Regions from separate parts of the Mus musculus genome. Here regions 1 and 3 are each linked to region 2. The links are chromatin loops, found by intact Hi-C in ENCODE. Cell type or tissue: left cerebral cortex. All regions are shown on one strand.

Evidence for each region. Peaks named below come from ENCODE experiments on the same cell type or tissue, not always from the same donor. Only the 100,000 strongest peaks of a DNase experiment are listed, where the experiment ranks them.
Region 1: it touches region 2 in a loop (3-fold over the local background); 6 of 42 quality-filtered maps call a loop at or near these places.
Region 3: it touches region 2 in a loop (2.5-fold over the local background); 19 of 42 quality-filtered maps call a loop at or near these places.

What each region holds. Positions count from the first base shown.
Region 1 is chr13:48,797,337-48,805,336 of GRCm38, forward strand. It overlaps Phf2 (PHD finger protein 2), which reads right to left. Exons shown (of 22, transcript NM_011078.3): 20 at 7,895-8,000; 21 at 6,999-7,386; 22 at 4,414-6,351. The coding sequence ends at 6,263. Among named protein-coding and RNA genes, the nearest start is that of Phf2, 70 kb to the right of the region's middle. In left cerebral cortex, a CTCF peak has its summit at 3,694 (motif pointing left); DNase peaks (open chromatin) are centred at 1,026, 1,297 and 3,691.
Region 2 is chr13:49,165,334-49,173,333 of GRCm38, forward strand. It overlaps Gm40943 (a long non-coding RNA gene), which reads right to left. Exons shown (of 2, transcript XR_873377.1): 2 at 4,475-4,785. Among named protein-coding and RNA genes, the nearest start is that of Gm40942, 5.7 kb to the left of the region's middle. In left cerebral cortex, a CTCF peak has its summit at 4,652; DNase peaks (open chromatin) are centred at 4,659, 5,443, 6,578 and 7,229; H3K27ac peaks cover 2,064 bases.
Region 3 is chr13:49,055,201-49,063,200 of GRCm38, forward strand. It overlaps Wnk2 (WNK lysine deficient protein kinase 2), which reads right to left. Exons shown (of 30, transcript NM_001290313.1): 20 at 5,501-6,321; 21 at 5,151-5,226; 22 at 2,412-2,500; 23 at 1,635-2,314. Among named protein-coding and RNA genes, the nearest start is that of Wnk2, 89 kb to the right of the region's middle. In left cerebral cortex, a CTCF peak has its summit at 3,495 (motif pointing right); a DNase peak (open chromatin) is centred at 3,507.

The sequences.
Region 1 (8,000 bases), 370 kb before region 2:
CCCAGGTCACAGCCCATGGGAGCTCCTCCTGAGTGGTCAGAGCTTGCAGATCCTGAAGGGCCCTAGGGGGGAAAAAGCGTGCTGGTCTCAACTGCCAAAGGAGGAAGGAGACACTGACCTCTCTCAGGCGGGACCAGCTGCACCCTGGAGCCCATCCCACTGCCAGGGGACTCCGACTGTTTGCATGAGAGTTCCCGGATGTGCATGTGGCTCAGTTGGGAGGGGGCTGGCCTATCATGTGCAGCACCCCGGGTTCAAACCCCAGTACCACAGAAAACCAGTGTGGAGGTGCATGCCTGTAAACCCAGCATTCGTGAGATGGATACAGGAGGATCGGTCATCCTCAGAGACATAGGGAGTTTGAGGACACCCTGGGTTATAGGGGACTCTATCTCAAAGTGTTCCCTGTGACACATAAAAGAGACAGTATTGGTCTATGGTTATTGAAAAATGCACAGAAAGAAATGTGCCTCTGTTGCGCCCCCCCCCCCAAAAAAAAAACAAAAAACAAAAAAAAAAAAAAAAAAAAAAACAAAAACAAAAAAACCCACAGTCCTGGAACCATATCTAGAAGGCCTGTGTGCTTTTTAAAGCAACCAATGTGAGTGGAAGTGCCTCCTGCCTCCAGTGTGACACCCAGTGTGTTCTCTCCTATTCAAGGTTAGCCCCAGAAAGTGGTTGGAGTGAGGGTGGCTAACACTAGGACCCCACTGCACTTGCTCAAGCTCAGCCATGTTGGGAGAATGGAACTACTGCCCCATTTTACAGAGGGGAAACTAAGGCCCATGGCCACTGGGTTGGGGAAGGCAAAGAATCCTACCTTGACATTGGTACCAGAAATGGGATGCACCCCCCTTTCTGCTCCCTCCTGCCACCCCAGGACATCTGCTGTTTGGTAAACACCATGCACAGAGGCAGGGCCCTGATTTGGAAACTACTCAGACTGCATCATGGGGCCTTGTGTGGCCCGGCCAACAGCGGACAATTAATTACTGGGATCATGCAGAGGCCAGGCGAGGGCCCAGCGCCCGGTGTTTACACCGCACTCGTCTGTTTGGGGCCAGCAAATCCGTGTCAGATGTTAATGGAACTGCATCATTTTTCTGCCGAGGTGGCATCCCTGGGGGTGTTTGGAGGAGGAGGAGGAGGAGGAGGAGGAGGAGGAGGAGGAGGAGGAGGAGGAGGCCAGCTGGACTTGGACTGAACAGTAGGCGGCTCAAGAGCAAGAACACCATCTGTCAGGCTGCAGACAGCCTGGTCGGCTCTCCTGAGGCTGCCTTCCCTCTTCTACAGTGGGCAGCATTGCACAGCACCTCCTACCTCTCCATAGAACCTGTGGCCACGCTAGTCTTGGCTTAAAAAAGGTAACAAAGTTGCAAAAGGTAACAAAGTCTAGATTATAAAACGGCCACGGGGACCCTTTGTGTTTAATGAAGCCTTAGTCAGGAGGCTCCAGCCACAGGGCTCCAAGGTTGCCTGGAACAGCAAGCAGATCTCTTGGGCAGGCCTGAATGCAGGGGAGAGAACACTGCTTTCTTCCTCCTCCAAGTGGAGATGCCCTGTCATCAAGAAAGTGATGCAAGGGAAGGCCAGAGCAGAAAAATAATGGCCCTGCCTAAGGTTATACAAGAAACCAGGTTCACTGGCAGGTGTGTAGGAGAAAAGATGACTTCCTACAGGGGCCTGGCCCGGAGGAGTTAGCCTAAAGTACCTCTAGGGTAAGTCAGGGCCGGTCTCTCCATTCTGCAGATGACAGAGCTGAGCCTACACAGCTAGGAGAGAAGATGAGGGCAGCCCCCAATCTCTTCCCATCATCCCTGCCTCCTAGGTTCTCAACAAACTTGATCCTGCCCCAAGGCCTTTGCACAGTCTGTCCCCTCTGCCCAGGAGTCTCCCTTCAGGGTCTTAGTGCTCTGTGTACTCAAGTTAGCTGCTCTGAAAGCCTTCTTGCCCAGACAGGCTAACATGTACCCAGCTGAAGTAAAATAAATCACAAGGAAATGTAGAGGCCCTGCCTGGAACACAGCTGGTAAATGTGACCACACTGGCTACAGGGCCACTTAGGAAAGCTGTGGACTTCAGTCCTGATGCCCTATGACTTCAAGCTCCTGCAGCACCTTCCCAGAGAGCTATAGCAGCACTCAACAGTGGACCTCTCAACTCTTCTACTGCAACAGCGTCCGGTTTCCTGACTCAATGTAGAGGAGAGCCCAGCCTTTAGTGACCAGGCAGCCCAGTCCTGCCCTGCCTGAGTTGTCACCATCTGCAAGGTGGAACCCTTGTTTAGGGCAGAGCAGTCTAGGGTAGATGCAGACCCAGGTTAGTCTGGGGACAGAAAGGGACCCAGAGGGGAGGGAGTGGTGACGGCTGAGACCCTTACAGGGGCCCAGGCCTCAGGAAAAACGTGAGAGCTGCCATCCTGGCTGCCATCTGCAGGAGAGTATCTCTCAAAAGATCAGGTTCCAAGTCATGGCAGGGATTAGGTTTCACTAGTAGCTGGGACTGTGCCTCGGTTTCCCCATCAGCGTTACACTCTTGTAAGACCTTTTCTAGAAGGTGATGCATCATGTGTGTAAGTAACGTCATATGTGTAAGAGAGGATATTGTCACATATGCTTAAAGGCAGTTACTGACTGAATCAATGTGATTTTTCTCGTCTCCTCCCCAGCACGTGCTATATTATAATTTTGTCTCCTTCCTGCCCTACGGGAGAGGTAACCTCTGGTCACTGGCCTGTTCCTACCTCCTGGTGTCCATTCTGAGCACTGCCCCCCCATGGACTCCCAATTAGATCCTTTTCTGCCAACTGTAGGTTCTCACTGGCTTTGGGACCAGGGGGACACACAAAGAGACCGAGTCACCATCCTACTGAGTTCCCTGTCATGCATAGAGAAGATGGGAACGTGCCAGGAACAGGGTGGAAGAGCCCCCTTCCCTTTGGTTCACCAACGATCCCTCTGCTGACTTGGGCCGACTCTGAAACCCGCCATGCCGGCTCCCAGGGGCCTGCTCAAAGGTAACAGTGGCCCTTCTTTTTGTTTTGACCTACAAGTCTGTCTGAGCAGCCTTAGGGAGGTCTGGCTGACTGGGAAAGCATCAACTCCGACTGGGCTGCACCGGGTGGGGCTCTTCCTGAAGGCTCACAAAAGCTAGTGCGGGTGCAGAAAGAAGCAACTATGGCCAGTCAGTGCTGCTCTGAGCTCTTTGTCCACATACATGCAGGCTGCCTGGCACACAGCAAAACCTCTCCACGTGGCACAAGTTAACCGGAAGGTACCACGGATCAGAGCTAGCCCTTGAGAAATATTGAGTGTCCTTGGGAAGCTCTCCCCAGGCCCAGGATCCTCAGCTCCTTGACAGCTCTCACAACCACCTTGAAAAAGGGATGGAATGACCATCTCTGCGGTAGGAAACCTGGGCTCCAAACCTGCCAACCAGCTGGTAGTGAGAGACCCCAGATGTCAGACCTGGGATGCCATGGCATGGAGGTAACCAGGGCTAGGTGTTGATGCTTATGCTTCAGGGCTGGGGTGGGGACAGCCAGAGCGATCTCGTGTGTGTGTGTGTGTGTGGGGGGGGGACGGACATCAGATCATCTTGTGGCTCATTAGGGTTGAGGGCATGAAGGGGGTATACACACCCAGGTGCCTGAAGCCTGCGGCTCAGCATGGGCCCAAGGCGCCACCTAGTGGCAACACTGGGACCCGCCCTCATGGAAGAGGTGTAGCTGGTCCCCCTACCCTCACAAGGGACTCAGCCACACAGCATGTGTTGGAGTGTCTCTTCTGAGTATCCAGCAGGCCCCAGAAAACATAAGGCTTAACGGGGCTCAACCCAAGGCCATGTGATGTTACATGTCAATAGGCACATGGAATCACACCAACCAGTTCATATCCATCCCTAGGGGTTTGCTTCAAGGCTTGCTTAGGGGGTTGGCAGAGAGGGCTCGTTGCTGGCTCCTTGTATCTGCATGACCTCAGCCACACACATCTCCAGCTCTTTATCTAGAAACAGGAAGGTCACGCCCACCTCCAGGGCGAGTGACACCAGGGTGCTTATGGGGCTGGGAGAGCAGAGGGACCTGCTCAGCAGGTTGTGGCCAGTGGGCAGGGACACTTCTTGTAGTTGTCCATAGGGTGTCATCAGCTTCTTCCCCAGACAGGGCTGATACATCTTCAGCCTTGCCTACGGCATTGTCCCACCATCTCCATAGTGGACGCCTGTCACTCTAGTGAGTTGTCTCAGGCAGGGCGGCTTCTGTCGGCTTGCTACAGACATCAATGGGGGCTAAGAAATGCCCCCTACCCAAGGATGCACCTGGCCAGAGCCTGCTGGAGTCAGCTGGCCCCACTGTCACGTGCCCCACGGGTGACAGGAGGATGGAAGGGGCGGCAAGCACGACAGACACATGGCTCTGTACAAAACCTGAAATATTTTTACTTTTTTAAAACTTTGGTCTAAGTTGCCTTAGACCTCATGGACTCGATACAAGAGTAATATGAACTGGGAAATAGAACACTTTAATAGCCACGATAAACTTTGTTAGAAATGTACATGTCGCCAAAATAATAATAAAATTAAAAAGAGAAAGAGAGAGAGAGAGAGAGAGAGAACAGCTTGATGCCCGGGTTAAGATTATAGAAATGTTCACAAGGACAGGGTCAAGGAAAACTTTTAAAAACACCAGTTCTGAGTAAGCCTGGGGCCTGCACGATGCCCCTCTCCCAGCCCCGGGCCCTGGGGATGGCGTCCCTCCAAACAGGTCAAGTGGGAGTGGATAAGGCCTCCGCCAAGCTGCATCTCCTCGTGGACAACACATCCGGGTAACGGGTGTAGAAACAAACCTCATAAGAAATGTACAAATATAAAAAGCTACAAACATTAATAAATTACAGCATCACGAAACACAAATACTTCACAAGGTGCTAGCAAAGTAACTGCATCCCTGACCCTCGCCATACAAGGAAGAGGACCGAAGAGCTGGTGTGAGACTGGAGACGCGGCTTTCGGGGCGAGTGGGAGGGGCCTCTGTACTGTCCGCTCTGAGAGGCGGAGTGTAAGGCCGCGCAGGCGCCGTTGTTTTTCAGGCAATACCTTAGTTCCTAAGAGGAAAATAAGAAGGAGTAACAAAAGGAAAGGAAAGAAAAGGGGGTGGGGGGCCAGAACCCGACCATCCATCAGAGAAGGGGGTGGGGGAGCAAAAACTCGTATAAAGGTTAATGAAGGACTCTATAGAAAGAAATTCCTAGAGATACTTTTGCTCTTGTAAAAAAGAAGTCATTTAAAAAGCTATTTACACGCTACATTCTATGAAAAATATGCTTCCGGAAATACATCTAAAATGAAAATACAGGATTGCCTGAGAAACAAACCCAGCCCCTCCGTGTCGATGGGTGGACACCACCACCTGAGATGGCCCACACTCATGACGCCACCCAGGGGCTCAGACAAGCGCTGCCGTGCTGGCTCCAGCCCTGTGGCCCTGCTCACCTGTCTGCCCACTCAGGGCAGGGTGCCTTGGCCTAGAAGTGCTGTTTCAGAGTGGGGCCCCTCCACGTGGCTTAGCCTGGGTCCCCCGGACCCGAAGACGTGGCTGAGCTGTCACCCTTCCCCTGTGACCCCCACAGTGGCTCCTCCAACCCACTAACACACCAACCTAACTGTGGGTCCTGACAAGCCCAAATGTCCCTAGGCATTTGGGATGTGTGTGACACCCATTACCTAGCCTGCTACCTGCCAGCCAGGGAGCTGGGGTAACCTCTTCCTCACTGGTCAAGTGATGTAAGCCTCGCTCAGGAAGAGGTGGGTGGGGACATTCAATACCCCACAGCTCCTTTCTGTGTCCTTTGCCTTGTTTTACGCCTTTGGAGGCTGCCAGCCTGGGGCCAGCTCGGACTCGGGCTGGTGAGCGTGGCTCACTGCACCTTCCTTGAAGGCCTCATGCTCCTAAGCAGAGCCGCTCCAGTGGGGAGCCTGGAGGCTGTTCTGAAACCAGAATGATCCTTAAGTCGGCGGGGCCACTTTCAGGTCACTCTGAGCAACTCGAGAAAGGATGTCCGTGTTCACAACAAGGGACGGCCATGCTCCGCTCGCTCGCTCGCTCCACCTGCTCAAGGGACAGATGCTCGCATTGGGGAGAGGTGGCTGGGAGGAGGCGAGGCCCTCCCTGGGCCAGGCAGCACAGCCACCGTCCTGGGAGGGGTGGATGTAGCGGGGCTCCGGGGGTCCTGAGCAGAGCAGAAGGATCCTGGCTTCCCAAGCCTTAGAGGAGCAGTTTCCCGTTCCGATGGATCTTCAAGATCTTTCCAAGCCTTTGCTTGGCGGTGGCCATGCCCTTTTTTGTACGTTTTCCTACAGAGGTGGGGAGAAATTCTTTTTTAAAAAGACCAAGAGTGACAGCGACAGGAGGAGAGGATCCCACATGACTCCTAAGCCCCGCCCACCTCTGTAAAATCAGCCAGCTAGGCTGAGCCCGGGTTTAGAAATCCCCCATGGACCCAACGTGCTCAGAGGTGTAGGGACCATGGTGGACTTGGTTCAGGATGGCATGGCTAAGAAGTGAAGCCCCACCCCAGCAACAAGGCCATCTCAAGTACCACCTGTGGGTAGCCACGCCGCTGAAACTTGACCAGGCTGGAGTATAGGTCGGCGGGATAAGGGAGGCCACAGGGGTTCCCCAGGGCCTGACTGTGTGACATTCTAACCCACAGAAGGGCTTAATCCACCAGCCTGGCTCAGATCACACCCTGCTTCACTTGTGGCAAATGCCTGAGCCAGAGCCCTGAGCTGAGAATCGGTCCTGTAATCAGTGAGCCCTATTCAGCCTATGTCTTTCACATGACTAAGCAGACCAGCAGCAAGCACTCATAGGAAGGGCAGGGGCCATGCAGATGCACGGACATAACTGTCTCAGACGTCCAGCCCCTGATGACCTGAGACCAGAATCCTCTTTGCAGTGTGCTCTCTAAGGGCAGGGGCAAACGGGGCAAAAGCGGTACCTTTGGCAGCAGTGTTGTTGGGGGATGATGCAGAAGGCCGCCTCTGTGTGAGAAAGACTCCAGGGGCCATGGGCTGGGAGGCACGGCCAGCCTGGGACCCCGAGAATGTGCCGGCTGCTGTATATTCGTGGTCAGCCAGGCTACTGCTGTGTGATTCAGGTGGGGGCTCAGGTGAGCTGCCCTCCTGTGAGGCCTGGCTGCTGGCTGTGCTGGTGGAGGCCGGGGTGGTGGATGCTGGGGTGGTGGAGGCCGGGGTGGTGGATGCTGGGGTGGTGGAGGCCGAGGTGGTACCCGTGGAGGCGGAGGCAGAGGTGGAGATGGAGGGGGAGGCAGTGTTAGGAGCCGGCTTCCTTTTGGTGTTCTTCTTCTTCCTGTTTTTCTGCTCCTCCTAAGAACAAAGTATGGAGGGGTGCGGCCCATCAGCTGCCCCAGGTACATCAGAGTCTGGCACAGACAGCTCTGTCCCAACCCAGATGCAGGCTTTAAGGGGGCTCAGACCTCTACCAGGTAGGAAGCAGGGAGGGGAGGGGAGGGGAGGGGAGGGGAGGAGAGGGGAGGGGAGGGGAGGGGAGGGGAGGGGAGGGGAGGGGAGGGGAGGAGCTGATGAGGTGAAGACAAGTCAGAGCTTCTTTCTGCCTATGGGAATCACTTAAAAGTGCCTGAACTTTTGGGAATGGGAGCAGTCCCCAGAGGCATTTAACGAGGGCATCCTGGGTACCATGTGAGGGAGAGGTGCCTATCTGGGGTAAGGGTCATGGGCTCCCCTACACCTGCTTAGGAACTTGGAGCCACTCTCCTGCCTAGCAGGAGACACAGAGATGGCTGAGGTGTCTAGAGGTCAGCCTAAGCTCACATAGTGGAGACTTCCTCTTGCACGAACCCTTCCTTCTCCTCACCTGCTGGGACAGCTTGGCTGCAGCAGCTGCCAGCCCCGTCTCAATGGAGGCCACTCTGGTCCCCTCACGCACAGGCCTGTCTTGTCTTGGCACCGATGGACCGACC
Region 2 (8,000 bases):
ATGCCCGGCTGTGTTCTATACTTTTAAGCAGCAAGAGAAAATACTTCAATTAAAGATCACCTGACCCACAAAAGAAAAGAAGGATCCCTCTCCTTCCACAGGGCCCCAGTGTATTGCTCTACCAGGCTCTCCTCCTCAGCGGCATACCTGGGTGTGTCTTCTGCAAGCTAGTCACTAAGCCCAGGCTTGGCACACACTGGTCCCATAGAAGGGCTCAAGCTGTGTCTGAGGACACTGCCCTGAAGGAGGCACAGGGGCCTCCTGACCATAAGAAATGTCCTGATCATGCAGCCAAGGCCATCTTAAAGCTGTGTCTCCATCCTTTCTAGAGCAAAATGGGAGACAACACCCAACCCTGCACTCATACCTCCTATCAACGGAGAGGTCTCACCTACCACAACAGGGAGACACCCTCCCCATCTGCAAGGCAGGACCGAGAAAGTAAAGGAACCAGCAGTCTGGGGGAGGAGAGGGGCCAGAGTAGCATGCATGAATGATATAAGTGGGGGCCCAAGCTCAGATGCCAGCATCTTCTCCCATCTCCAACCACCATCTGTGGGATGGGGAGTGCCCGCCCTCCAGCCCGGGCACACCATAATGACATGCTCTTTTCATGGCCATGGTGTCTAGGACTAGTCTCCACAGGCCTCCCTGTGCCCTGGAGAGGGTCATGCCAGCGGAGAGGCAAAGCTGCTGAAAGCTGGTACCTTGGGTGGGCCCGCCGAGGGCAGGCTGCAACACAGGCTTCTTTTCTTTTGGGGTTTTTTGTTCTTTCCAGCAGTGCTCATGCATGGAGCACTCTGCCACCGAGCCCACACCCCAGGCTGTTCCTCAGTGGAATCCGTTCATACTCCAAGGCACACTCTGCAACTTGGAAGTCCTAAGAACTTCTAAGAACTCCTCGGCCATGTTGGGCTGAGGAGAGGGCTCAGTGGGTTAAAGAACTTCGTACTGGCTGGGTTTGTGTCAACTTGACACAAGCTAGAGTTATCACAGAGAAAGGAGTCTCCCTTGAGGAAATGCCTCCATGAGACCCAGCTGTAAGGCATTTTCTCAATTAGTGATCAAGGGGAGGAGGGCCTCCTGTAGGTGGTGCCATCCCTGGGCTGGTAGTCCTGGGTTCTATAAGAAAGCAAGCTGAGCAAGCCAGGGGAAGCAAACCAGTAAGCAGCACCCCTCCATGGCCTCTGCATCAGCTCCTGCTTCCTGACCTGCTTGAGTTCCAGTCCTGACTTCCTTTGGTAATGAACAACAATGTGGAAAAAGTGTAAGCTGAATAAACCCTTTCCTCCCCAACTTGCTTCTTGGTCATAATGTTTGGTGCAGGAATAGAAACCCTGAGTAAGACAAACTTCTCATGAGAGTGTGAGGCCTGAATCTCCAGGCGCGTGTAAAAGTAGGATGCAGAAGTATGTATCTGTAATACAAGCAGCACCCATGCATAGGAATGTTAGGCAAAAGCAGGAGACTCCCTGAAGTGCTAGGGCCAGCTAGCCTGGTGTATATTCACAGGCAGCAAACAGCCAAGAGATCCTGCTGCAGACAATGCAGAAGGGGAGGACCACCACCTACGGTTGTCTTCAAAGTATGCCATGGCACGAATACCTACCCCCCCACACACACACATAAAGAATTTGCCTGTGTTGTGTGAGCATGGTGGGGTCTAGCCTCGAGCAGGTGTGTGAAGCCCCTCCACAGACCCTAACACACAGCTGCTCAGATGGTCTTCCCATGTGACTGTCCCACACCACAGCCCTAAGACAGGGAACTAAGCTGTCCCAGCTGCCCTGTCAGCCTCTGGCTGCAGTCTCGAGGCACACTGCAAAAGAAAACAGGCTTTGGAAGGGAAGAGGTAAATCTCTGGAAACTGGGTAGAAATGCTGACCATCATACTGAGGTTTGCCAAAAATCCAGTGCGGCCAGGAAGTGAGCCAACACGCTCTTACATTAAACGAGTCTTTTTATGAGTGTGACGTAATTCAGACATCACAACGTGTACCTGACAATAAGGGCTTGCTATGTAGGCCAGGCTGCCCTCTAAATCAAAACCCTCTTGCTCGGCCTCCCAATCCCTAGGATTACAGACAAGCGCCACCACACCTGGCAGACTGTTTTGTTTTTTTTTTTCCGAAGAAAGTAATTCACTGGGTTCTATGACATTCACAAGGTTGAGCAACCATCACCACGATTTAAGACCAGAGCCCGTGTAATGGTGAGCTATCCCTGCCCTTCTTCTGGACTCTGACAGCAACCCCCCTACTTCCTTCCTGAATGGAACTCCCAGACTCCCAGTACTGAACAGTTCATGTAAGTTGACCACACAACCTAGTTTTATGTTTCTGGTTTCTGTTAGGTCTTAAACCCAGGACAAATGGCTAATTGAGGTGCCCATTGGCATATAAAAATGGGCACTGATCACTAGGTTCTCCCAGCATCTCTCAGTCCCTACCTGTGTGGCTGGCATACCCTGCCCCCTACCCTAAATTCCTCCAGCCCAGGGGCTGGGCTGCCCCTTCCTCCAACTGTCCTTCCCTATATAATCCTTTTGGGTTTGGTTACCTGGCCTCCTTTTGTCTACCCTTCCTCAGCTCCTCTCCTCTCTCCCCTCCCCCATCTCCTCACACGGCCTGGGTAGGGTCATCTTTACTCTCTGGACGCTCCAGATGTCCCTGCCTCTGGCTATGTTCTACCTTTGATCTACAATAAAGTCTCTTCCACCAAACCCAGGGTCAATCATGTCTTTTCTTTTTCATTTCTCTTTTTCTTTTTTTTTCCATTCAGTTTCTTCCAGCTCACATGACTTCAACACCCAACAATACTCACGACTAAAACATCAGAACACCAGTGCTTTTTGTGGCTGAATAGACCACATTTTGTGCATCCATCCACCACATGATGAAGACTCTAAGTTGTTTCTATTCTTTGTTCTTTTTGCTGCTTTATAAATATAGCTGCAATTTGGCAGGGGTGAGGTGGGGGTGGGGTGGGGTGGGTCATGACAGGGTTTCCTATGTAGTCCTGGGACTCTGTAGACTAGACCATGCTGGCCTTGAACTCAGAGATTCACCTGCATCTGCCTCCTAAGTGCTAGGATTAAAGGTGTGCACCACCACTGCCTGGCAACAATAAGTATTTTCATAGCTTGTTTTTTGTTTTTGTTTGTTTGTTTGGTTTGATTTGGTTTTTGGGTTTTCTAAGCTAAAATATATATGTAGCCTTGGTTGTCCTAGAACTCACTCTGTATCCCAGGCTGGCCTCAGATCCACAGAGATCTGCCTGCCTCTGCCTCCCGATTAAAGGATTAAAGACCTGTGCCGCCACCACCACCCACATTGTCCAGCTTAAGTAGACATTTCTACATTTAACCTTTTGAGGATCTTCCAGGCAGTATTAAATACTATGAGGCTCTACCATTTCACGCTATCACAGCAATGCCAAGGGCTCCATTTCTCTGCACTCTCAATGGCATGTCCTTTTTATTTATGTATTTATTCTGCCCGTTTTGCCATCTGTGAAGTGGTAGCATTGTGGTTTTGAGTTGTTTGTTCTGTGACTAGTGATACTCAGCTTCTTTCCACCCTGCACCCCCAAGCCGGGTCAATTTACATATCTTCATTGGAGCTGGTTTTTATTCAGATCCTCTATCCTCAAGTGGATTTGCTTCTGGAGGCGTGTGTGTGTGTGTGTGTGTGTGTGTGTGTGTGTGTGTGTACATGGGCACGTGCTTCATTAGTTTTCGTACCATCAGTTTATTGTAAGAGGGAGGCATGGAAACTTATTTACAAGATGAAAGATTTCAGAAAGTCAGCAGAATGAGCAGTTTCCTAGGATGCCATTTCAACAGTGATGTCTGCCTGAATACTGTCAAACAATGTCCCTGCTCTAAACAGGAAATCTTCCTTGTAGGGCTGACCAGGTAGCTCAGCCCGTATAGGTGATTGTTGCCAAACCTAAAGGCCCTAGTTTAATCCCCAGGAACCACGTAATGGAAGGAATTAATTGGCTCCTGCAAACTGTCTTTAGACTTCTATTTGTGCACCAAGTGGCATACAATGCTCCCCCCGCCTACCCCCCCAAAAAAAACCCAAATAAATGTTATTATAAATTATCCTCTAGACATTCTCTGGTGCCTCTCTGTTCTGGGAGAAATTTGTCTTCAGCTGTCTCACTAACAGGTTAGCTTCACTGTTACAATGTTGCTTTACTTTCGCGACAATTTCCCAGGTCTCACAAGCCCACTTGGCTACAGTTTCTGTTGTACTGTTTTCAGCCAAACAGAGAAGAAACTTTGTAACCACTCACGCGGTCACTCAACTCTGCTGCCCCGCCCCTGCCCCAGACACCTGCCGTTTGTGGCGCCCAGGTGTTGAGTTCTCTGAGTTCCTTGTAAAAACCCTGCTATGAATCCCTTATCAGATACTAGATTTGCAAATACCGTCTCTCTTCTGTGGGTTTCTTTTTCAAACGTTCTATATTTTGATGGAGTCCAGTTTGTGCCCCCCTCCGCTTTGATTGCTTGTGCATGGTAAACCTTTGCCTGATTTCTGCCGCCCCAGCAGTGGACTCCTCTGCCCTCTCTCCTTTCCAACCTTAGGCCAAGACTGCCCTTGAGTCCTCAGAGCCCGATGCGCTGCGACCTCTTCCGGTAGCCTCGGGTATTGCAGACCCTGCCTTCCCATCCTTGGAGGTGGGGCCTGGCCACCTGCCCGAGCCTGTCCATCCATAACAGGGCTGCCCAGCTCAGGGCCATTCAGATTAGGACTTGACAAAGTGGCCTCTGTGCTCCTAGATGGGAAAGAAAAGAAGCAGTGTGAACTCTCTAAGACACCCCCAGGCCACCCCCCAGTTTCAAATATCAACCTCATATCACCCTTAGTAGATAAATAAGGATTTATGTCCCCATTCTACAGAGGAAGAAGCTAAAGGCTCAAAAAAGTTAAATGCCTAAGGTCCCAGAAGTAGTGGATGGTGAAGGAGTCATTCATTTATTCACTCAGTGAACATTTTTTGTGATTAGAAAACAGACACCATCCGAATGAGAATTCTTGGCTGAGGAGTGTCAGAAGGAGTCTAGGTCAGTGCCTGAGGCCATTGACATGTGGCGCCACATTTCTACAACAGATAGCTGGGAACTAAAGGCTGAGAAAACTAGAAGAGGAGACTGTGGGCCTCCTGGTCCTACCCCAGTGAGTAGGACCTGCAGGGTCAGGTCAGGTGGCCCTGAAAAACAGGTAGAAGCCCTCAGGAAGGATGCAAAAATTCAGGAGTGTGAGCAAGGCCTTCCGTTCATCCGTGCACATGGAAAGAACATTTCTCTGTGTGTTTGACTCACACATTTGCACAGAGACACTCCGGGAAGAAACAGACCTGAATTCAAAAATAAGCGTGCTTGCCTGGGAGAGTTGGGGGCTGAGCAGGTGGAGTCATTTTAGAATCCAAACAGTCACTTGATATGGCTATTCCAAAAATGAAGTTGAAACGGAGGATGCCGAACACATCCTGCAACTGGTGACAGGCAAGGCTCAGTGAGAACACCGAAAACCATCAAGATGGACGCTCTGCGTGGGCGGACCGTGTGCCACGAGAATTCTACTGCAACTTGTCTATTAGAGAAAAAGGAAGAGGTGGGGGCATGGCTCAGTGGTAGAGCACCTGATTAAAAGCCCCCACCCCTGGTAGTGAGGGGTTGGGTTGCCTTGGCATTAGGGCATCTGCCTAGCACCGCACCCAGTGAGGAGCACCTGCCAAGAATCACCCAGTGAGGGCCTTGGGGTGTGTTTCAGCAGAGAATGCTTGTTTAGTATTCAGGAGGCCCTGGGTCCCCAATACTGCAAAAAGAAAAAAGAAGGGAAAAAGAGATAAGGGAGTGGAAGGAAGAGGAGTGGAGGAGGAAAAAAAGGAGAGGGGAGGTCTGTTGGGCTGAGCGCTGTTTAATGGGACACTTGAGGCAGATGGCACAAGCAATGGGTGTCTACAGTGTGATGGGGTCAGAGACCTGCAGAAGGATGGATTCGCTTGACCTTGCACAAACCAGGGCACTCAAGTGTCAGTTGGTGCGGAACCCCTGCAGACCACTGCTGAGCACAAAAGGAGCTCTCCAGATCTGAAGTTCTAAGGCAGAAGACATTTTGAACTTGCTCCCAGTGATGGTATTTCTGGGCCCACTTAGTGAACCACTGGCCTCCATAGCCTCTGGTCACACTGGGGACCTCAGGAACAAGAAGACAGTTTCACAATAGACCACTGAATTTCAGGCTGTATAATTGGGCTATACTGTGTAAGGTTCAGACGTTACTAGAACTGGCTAAATAAAATACAGGTCTGTGTCATAGAGGTGGCTCAATGGCCATTTCATCCTTCCTGAGACCCAAAAAAACCTCAACTTTTGGTTGAAAACAACTGCAATAGAAACTGCCATCTCCCAAATTCTCTTGTAGCTAGGTAGAGCTGCCCAAGGCCAGTCTGGCCATTGGATGTAAGTAAGGGCATCTAGAAAGTTCCAGAAAGCTCCAAGAGTATGTGTGTGTGGGGGAGTGCCTTTCTTTTTCTCATTCCTTGTTGCTGGCTGAGCTGAAAGCTAGATGTCTGGAACACAAGCATCTCTGTGGGGGCAGGAAGTGGGGTTATCTCCTGAGACTAGCCAAGGAGGAAGAGAGGAAAGTGAGTTCCTAAGGGTGTGCTATTCCCACCCCCAGCCTTTCCTGAACCTCAGCGTGGTTTTTAATGCTCAGGAAGAAATGTCTTATTAAGAACTGGTGCTTCACTTTTTGTGGTACTCACAGTCACACTGGGCCCTGAATGGCAAAATGTATGCAGTGCCTGCCCTGGGGCCTGGCACATATAAGATGCCAACTGAGCATCTGACCAAGTCACACAGCTATGACCAGAACTAGAAAGGGCTGGATCTAGACGGCATCTTTAGGACTCCTGTGAGGCTGGGAAACAAAGAGACAAGGAAAATTAAAAATCCTACACAGCCCCCGCTGTAGCCCGGGGCCCGAGGGGTCATGAGCTACCAACCTTCAAAGGCCACGCTGCCCACACAATGATCGTCCCAGCTGGCACAGGGCATCACCTAACAAGAAGCCATGTGTCAGCCGCACGCCTCTCTGACCACACGGTCTGCCCATTGCATGCGTTTTTCCTCTGGGTGATGTGTGCACCAGCTCTCTTTTCCTGGCCATCTGCTGTTTGGGTGGCAGGCAAGCCCTCTAGGTGCCAACAGAATGGCAGCCAGTGACAGGAACAGCTCCACAGGAAAATGGGGCTGTGTGTGGGAGGCCCAAATGTTGGACTACAGCCTACAGGGTGGACAGGGTGCCAGGTATGGGAACTGGTATCGTCAGCATCCCAGCCCAGGGTCTGACTGAGCCTTAGTCTCCAGATCCCAGAGTGAGTACTTCTATATGGGAATGTTTATGGGAGAACTGAGAGTGGAGAGACATTTGAGAGGTGGGGCGGGAGTGAGGACCACTAAAGTCACAGTCAATGTCACCCCAGCCTAGCACCAGCAAACTTCTAAGCACGTATGCAGGCTCTGGAGGGCTCCATTTCCGGTCATTCTGAGCTTCACTCTGTCCTAACACTGAGCAGGTGCCAGGGGGTGACCCTTACCCTCCCCCCACCCCCACCCCCCATCATCTCTTCACTCACTGGGTAGCATGTTGTATCTGCCCCTGTGCATGACATAATCAAGACATGGGTAGAACTCACTTGGCCATCAGCAGATGACGAGGTAAGCGACTTACTTGTCTATCCACATTCTATTCAACCCTGAAAAGGAAGGAAGTCCAGACTCTGACATGCTATGTGGACACTGTGGGGGTTGGGAAAAAGAAGTCAGTTCCAGGAGAACCACACGGTGTGTAGCTTTACTGAAATGAGGTCTCTAGAGTGGTCAGAACCAGGGAAACAAAATAAGCAGATTGGGGCTGTTGCCAGCTTTTAGTTTATGGGAAAATGAAAGGGTCTAGAGATTTGTAGCATCGCTGAGCACGAAA
Region 3 (8,000 bases), 110 kb before region 2:
AACTCTGGCACACCTGTAATCCCTACACACCTGTAATCCTGGAACATCTGTAATCCTGGCACCCCTGTAACTCTGGCACACTTGTTATTCTGGAACACCTGTAATCCTGGCACACCTATAACCCTGGCACACCTGTAATTCTGGCATACCTGTAACCCTGACACACCTGTAATCCTGGCACATCTGTAATCCTGGCACCCCTGTAACTCTGGCACACTTGTAACTCTGGAATACCTGTAATCCTGGCACACCTATAACCCTGGCACACCTGTAATTCTGGCATACCTGTAACCCTGACACACCTGTAATCCTGGCACATCTATAATCCTAGCATACCTGAACACTGGCACATCTGTAACTCTGGCATACCTGTAACACTGGTACACTTGTAACCCTGGCACACCTGTAATCCTGACACACCTGTAATCCCAGCACACCTGTAACCACAGCACACCTGTAGCTCCAGCACTGGGGAGGAAGAGACAGGAATACACCTATGGCATCCTGGCCAGAAAGTGTAGACAAATTTGTGAACCCCAGCTTCAGTGAGATACTCTGTTTTAAACCTAAGAGGGGAAGTGATGAGATGCCTGATCTTGACCTCTGGAAACTCTTCATTTGCATACACAAAGGTGTGGATGCCTACATACACACTGACACATACTAGTGCACACACACATGTACATTCATTCATTCATACACAAAGCAATCAGTAAACACCAAGTGAAAGTGATTTTCTCCTTGCAAACTTAGGGAGAGACAGCAGTATATCTCCAGAGGATGGCTGTCTGCCTGTGGGTCTGTTGGGGTGAGCAGACAAGACTCCTTCTTTAGGATTCAGAGCACAGGTCAGTTTGGAGGTCTCAAGTGGTGCCCTCCTCCATTTTCTCACCTCAATGGAAGTTCCACTATGGTCACTTGGGACTACTTTGCTAAGAGCCCCAAGACTGGTAGTCTTCATCATCCCCCCTCCCCCACAATCTTGCAGAAGCTTTGCAGTCTCAGTGTCTCCTCCTCTCTCAGGGCACCTGTAGCTGCTTAGCTCATTTAGACAGTTAAAGCAAATCCCTGCGCTTCAGCCACTGGTGGGGGTCTCATGGGCCACACGCCAGAAGCTCGCCTGTCAAATTCTACTCTCCCACCCTGAAGGGCAGCTCAGGGCATTAGTAATCCCTGATCATAGAGACACAGAGTGAGTACTTTCTGGGTGAGAGGCCAGCTGAGAGAGACAGACTCTGAGACAGGAAGAGACAGGGGGCAATCAATAGGGAAGGAAGGAGGTGAGGATAGACAGCCTGAAGAAGGTGCAGGTCTCCTGATCCCAGCATGTACTTGAGAGCTGTGTGACAATAGTCATGCAGATGACAGAGCATGGTTGGCCCAGTGCAAAGACATCCTAGATGGGTCCTCAGCTTGGAGGGTAGAACTTAACTGGCCTTCTCCACTGTCCCATCGCCCTGACTAGAGCCCACCAGTAGACACCTCACGGCTTGATTTAAACTCCATCCAATAGTCCCGACTAGGTCCAGGCTGGCTGGATGAGCCCTCCCCAGCCATGTAGGCTACCATCCCCTCCCTATGCTGATTGGGTGAGCCCCACTCCGGCTAGGTGAGCCATGCCCTCCCAAACGTACTTTTCTCGCAGACTGCGCAGTTCCTTCTTTATGTCTGCATCCTCAAACTCTGAGTCATTGTCACTGCTGATGTAGGATGACTGGGAGTGGAAGGAGGTGATGCTGATGGTAGGGACCTTCACACCTGCCCTACTGGGTGTCTCAGGTCCCAGCGAGCCAGCCCTTGAAGACCTGTGCAGGAAGGCAGTGGCCTTCTTCACAAAGTCACTTGCCACACCACCAGTACCCGGCAGGGAGGACTGCTTCTGCACCTGGGACCTCCTTCTTGGGCGTTCATCCCCAGAGTCACTAGAGGCAGGTTCCTCAACGCCAACCTCGATGGAGGAGGCTGTCTGTACCCGCCGCACTGCCAGCTTCACCTCAGGGCTAGAGGGGATCTCATCCAGGTAGACATCGGGTGGGGCAGAGTACCGCAGGCTGTGAGGTGACGCCAGAGTCCACTCGTCCTGTGTGCTGACCACGGAAAAGCGCCCTACAGTTTTGGCTGGAGAACTGTTGTCCTGCTGCCCTGGCCGCTTATGAGGAGACCCGGAGTCCCGGGCGCCACGCAGCTGGGCTGGGCTGCCCACTGTGAAGGACCCTGGGCCACTTTGCATGGGTGCTGCCAAGGCTTCTCTGGGAACACTACTGTTCTGATCTTTGGGATCCATGTGTGTAGGGACGGAAGAACCAGAGGCATCCTGAAGGAGGAATAGAAATGAAGAGTCTGTGAGAACCAGCTGAGGTTAGCATCCCCTGCTCCCTTCTGGATAAGTGTGTATCAAGAGCCTCCTTTACCTGGGGGACACTGGGTGCTGTGGAGGAGTCCGAGGCCACCTGCCCTGCGTCACTGTCACAGCCCAGTGTATTGCTGGAAGATGACTCTGCTGTAGGAACACAACTGCATTACTGAAGTTGGAGAGAGAATAGTGAGGGATGGCTCACAGCCCAGAGGCCCACACAGTGGGAGTATGGCCACTGGGCAGGGAGGGGTGACATTCTGGGGCTTTGAAGACTGAGAATGCACTGTGGTACCCTATCTGTGGCATCTTGGGGACATCACATCCTGGGAGACAGTCACAAGCCTGGGGAAGGGAAGACAAGTCAGGTAGACTACCCTTTTTTTGGACACTCTGTACTCTAGTGGCCAAAACCTTTTTCCCCCCGATGCTTCTGGCTTTAGGAGGACCTAAGCGGATATTGTAGAGCAGATTCCAACCCTACTTAGTGGGGGACAGGGAGTGCCTGCCACACATCAAGACAAACCACAGACTGACACATGGACTCACACGAGTGTGCCTTGTATACTCTATATAGGAACCTCACATTCCAGTGGAGACCCAAATCCCATCCCTGTTACATGTTCCCCACTTGTAGGCAACACTTGATCCCCTTCCTCATCTTTGCATTCCTCCAGTAACAGGCCCTCAGTACCAACTGCATTCTGTCTATTCCTGTGTCCGTTATAAAGTTCATATGTTAGGGGCCAGGTGTGGTGGCGCACGCCTTTAATCCCAGCACTTGGGAGGCAGAGGCAAGGGGGATCTAGAAGTTGAAGGCCAGCCTGGTTTACAAAGTGAGCTCTAGGACAGCCAGGGCCACACAGAGGAACCCTGTCTTTAAAAAACAAAAACAAAAACATTCACCCATTTAGACCTGAATCATCATCATCAGTCAGCCTTTTGGAACAATCCCTCTATTGCCTACCACGACTTCTCAACTCTAAGTATAGATTTGTGATTGCAGATAGCACCTCTTATAGGACGCAGAGGTTTCATTATCCTTTTTATAAAAGATCTGGGATGGAGACCTCAGCTCAAGGCTGGCACTGGGCTAGGGTCACCTGAAGAGCTGCCTCCAACCTCTTGGGGCACTAGCCCAGAAACCAACACAGCTGCCCCTTGGGTCCACCAGGTGGAGCTGGACTGAGCCTCTCACTGGGAAGGCAATTCAGACCTGTTATGGACAACATGGAAGTCACCCTTTTCAGGTCCAGCTAGGTCATAACTCTTCTCCCGCCGATCCCCACGAAATCTGGTGAGGAACTCTGGCACCTTAGAAAGTAGATCAGACTCCTAGGGTGAAGTCTCAAATGTTTGAGAATGGATCAGGAACCATGTGATCTCAGCAACTAGGAAGGCTGAGGCAGGGATCAATGCAAGGGCAAGGTTAGCCTGGGCTACACAGCTATCTCAGAAGATAAAAAGGGCTGGTGAGATAGCTCAGTGGGCTAAGGTACTTGCCACTAAGTCTGATGATCCAAGTTTAACCCTCAAGAGTCTCATGATCAAAGGAGGGAGCCAACTGATGCATGTGATCCTTTGACCGCTACACATCCTACTGTGGGACATAAGACCATCCCAGGAAGTTTGGTAAGGTAGAGCAGGTCGAGACCAGGAGACTCAATGAGCACACACCCAAGGCTTAGGTGACTCCCAGCTCCCTGCCAGACTCCTGACTTCGAACACAGACTCCTTGCTTCTCACATAAAAGTGTGGTCACATAGGCCCAAAACAGAGTTCTCCAGGCCAACGAGGTACCTAGAGGCCTGGAGGGCTTAGCCAATAAGCTTCCCTTCCTAGACATTCCTTCCTGCAAAAGGTATTTAATTTCAGGCCCACCCTGAGAAAAGGGGGTATAGTTTTATGCATTCATTTTCCGCCATGACAGCTAACTGTTTAGAACCTTGGACTGTCTCTTTTCATCAAGATCTGCCCTGGGGAGCCATGAAGAAGGCTTTGCCTACAAAGCTGCAGCCTAATCTCCCACAGAAGGCCTCTGTGTGCTCCCAGACACAATAGTCAGTCATCAAGCCTAGGCCAAGGAGAATCACCCCGTGAGACAAACCAGGGCGCCCCCTTTTCCCCAGACCGAAGCCCACCCCACCACCACTCCATTATCTGTTCTTCTGCAACTCCCAGCAGTGGGTGCCTGGGTGTCCAAGGCTCAGGAACTCCTGCCCCCCAGCCAGCTCTGGCTTCCCCATGTCACAGACTTCACTTTCCCACCCTAGAGCGGCACCTCAGCGCTTCCCTACAGCCCAGCAGCCCCCCCCTCCCCAGGGAGTGTTGTGGGGTAAGCGCAGTCAGACTCCCTGGAGTTCCACCTCCCCAAGCAGTGGTGCACATTGGCAGAGTGGACATAGGCCGACAACCCTACATTCCACCAAACCCATGAACTTCAGTAAAGTAAGAGTTCCCCTCAAGGTGCATAGCTACTGGGGCCACAGAGAAGAAAGCAGTGGGGTCTCGGTCTCTCTCTTTCTCCCCTTAGCTGCCCAATCATTAGGGAGCTGGGGCCTAGGTACGTTTCTCATAGGGCCTTAGCAGACCACTCCCATATTTTAGCTTTCACGCCCCTGACAGGACTTTTTCTTTGGATTGTGAGAGCAGTTCCTTCTGTCGCTTGATGGGCTATTTCATCCCTGAAAGCATGAGGGTACGAAGGCTCCGGTTCCCAGAAGGCCTGTGGCACCTGCAGTGGTGCTCACTGGCGGAGTGGACATGGGTCTGCACCACTTTGATCTTGAGATGTTACCTGTCATTGGAGAAGATGCACCCTGTTCCCTCTGGGCCAGGGCCCATCCTGCAGGGGCCGTTTCAGACTTTTCCAACTGAAAGAAGAAAAACAAGAAAAGGAGAATTGTGAGTTCAGCTTATCAGCATCTCTGTAACTAACTCCTAAACCACTGATCTGTTACCTCTATGACTGGAACTGTCTCTGGCCTGGCCTGCCTCCTCCATATGAACAACTGAGCTGAATTTGCTTGGCGCCACACACCGCGGGCATGTCACCAAGACAGCCAGTCAGGCCCTGCATAGCTGGGATGCCTGCCCACCTCCAGCTATGGTCGGGGAGTAGGTACTGGGGTGAATCAAGCTACTCACTGAGGGCTGGGTCTGCTGGGTGAGGCTTGGGGTCTTGTCACTCAAGGCTGAGGGAAGGTCTCCTCGCAGGGGCTCCAGGGTGAAGTCTCTATCGCTTGCCTCCATGGGGGTCCCAGCTGAGGCTGAGGAGGTGGGCACGTGCTCCTGGTAGAGCAGAGTCCGCAGTTTCTCATCCAGACTCTTGATGGTGTTGTCCACGAAGCCCACCCTAGGGGGCGGCCCTTCCCCATCAGATTCCAAGGCTGAGGGGGGTGGTGGGGGAGCAGTAGGTCCCAGGGGGGGACTGGGGAGCTGGGGAGCTGCCAGACTGATAGCCCCTACTGTGATGGGCAGTGGGGGTGGTGGCTGACCCGGTACAGATTGTGTGGCCCCAGTGGGAGGGCTAGGTTCTGGCACTGAAGCAGGCAGGGGCTCTCCTTGAGTGCTGACCTCCCTGGTTGAGATGGGCTCCCCCAGACCTGTGGAGCAGCGAGAGGCTTCCAGAGCTGGGGTGCAAGGTCCTTGGCCAGTACTAAGGGGCTGGGCAGTACACTGGGCAGAGCGTGTCTCGGCCAGTGGCTGGAGGGTCTCATGGACACTGGCTGGTCCTTGATGAGTCCCTGGACCTCCTGCCTGCATGGCAGTCCCTGCTGCTGACTCTGGCACGGTGCTGGTGGCTGGTGCTGCCGGGATTACAGTAGTCACAGGAGGGGAAGACGGGGCCAAGGGGGCTGATGCTCCACCAGGAGGGTTGCTGGAGCCTGCCTGGCTCAGGAGCTGCTGAGCAGCTGGGAAACTAGGTTTGTCCGTCAAGGACAGCTGGTCTGGATAGGGCGCTGGGTCTAGAAGAAAAAGGGATTGACATCATTTGCCCCGATTCTCTTCATCCAGCCCTTCCCTGTCTACACCAATGACTGCCTGCTTGAGAGTCCAGCAAACTTATCTTGGTTCCCCCAAAGGGGTCAAGTTCCTGTCTGCCATTCTGTCCCCTCATGTCCAGTGCCATCAGCCTCGTGGGATGATGCTCACATATGAACCTCTGCCCCTACAGAGTACCCTATGGTATTCTATACCATCCTGTTCTTGACATCTGGTTCCAGCACTTGTCATGCATGGCCTTTGCATGACCACCCATCTGCTTACAGTGTCTATGCTAGACAAAACTTGAACATGAATTTACAAGGTGAAGGTGTCGAGGGAAACAGTGAGCTATATTTTCTTCCATGTCCCCAGAGCAAGGCGAAACCCAGAACCTTCCAATCCACCAGTGCCTGGTGTTTGGAGCATTTGGAACATAGAATCAGCAAAGAATCCAGGGAGTGAACGCCCTGGGCATCATATAAGACACAGTCCGACAGTGTCCTGCCTGCTACAGCACTCGAGGTCCTAAAGGCAGTCACAGGGACCATGGTGAGAATCAAGGGGAGGGCACAGGTTGTGGCACATCTCAAACCCATTTCTCACTTTCAAAATGGAAGCCGTGTTCTTTCACAAACATGAACATAATGTGCAAGGCTGGCTGGGAAGTTGGCTCCATGGATAAAACGCTGCTCTCCAAGCATAAACCTAAGTTTAGATCCCCAATGTCCACTCAGAAGGCAAGCATGGTGGTACACGCCTAAAATCCCAATGCTGTGTGTGTGTGTGTGTGTGTGTGTGTAGACAGGTTGATCTTTACAGCTCACTGGACAACCAGCCTAGAGAAATTGGGAAGTTTCAGGATCAATGAGAGGCCCTTTCTCAGAAAATAAGATAGCTGCCTTAAAAAAAAAAAAAAAAAAAAAAAAAAGGTGGAGAGCAACCAAGACTCCCAATACCAACTTCAGCCTTCTCACGTATGTACATATGTAGACCGCTACGTAGACATGTGCAAACATCGTACCAGCACATTGTCTCTCATACACATGTACAATAAAAACCATAATCTGGAGTGGCTATTAGGATCTGAAGACCCTCTCTTGTCCCCAGATCCACACAGGGCCTCCATCCCTACCCCATCCAAAAGTCAATGACTGACAAGCTCTCCCTCCGGTGGTATTGATGGCATTGGCATGCCTTCTAAAGAGTATGCTTGCTTCTATGGTCTGAAATGTTCTGTCTGCAGGTGGCAGTACATGGGTGCCCTTGTCCAGCAAGGTACACACCCAAAGATGCGGCTGGCCACAGAGGACCTCTGGCTGATAAGGCACCTCCAAGGTGGGGAATGGTGTCCCTCCTATGGAAGTCTGTGTCTCGCTCACAAGCCCTCTTCTTCTTCCTCTCTTGGGGAGTGGGAGAGGTCTGGCTTCTGATTGTGTTAACAGTTAACAGGAAGTCAACCCTTTTAAATTCTCAAATACACAGCATGGTGCTGGCTTGCATAACTGAGTGCAACCTCCTGCATAGCCACTGTCTGTCCTGTCAATCACCACCCTGACTATTCAGCCATCTCCTTAAACTACAGTTGCATGCAGGTGTGCTTTTGTGAATGGCTTCTCTCATTCGACATAACACCCCCCCCCCCATGTTGTTGCCAATGGCT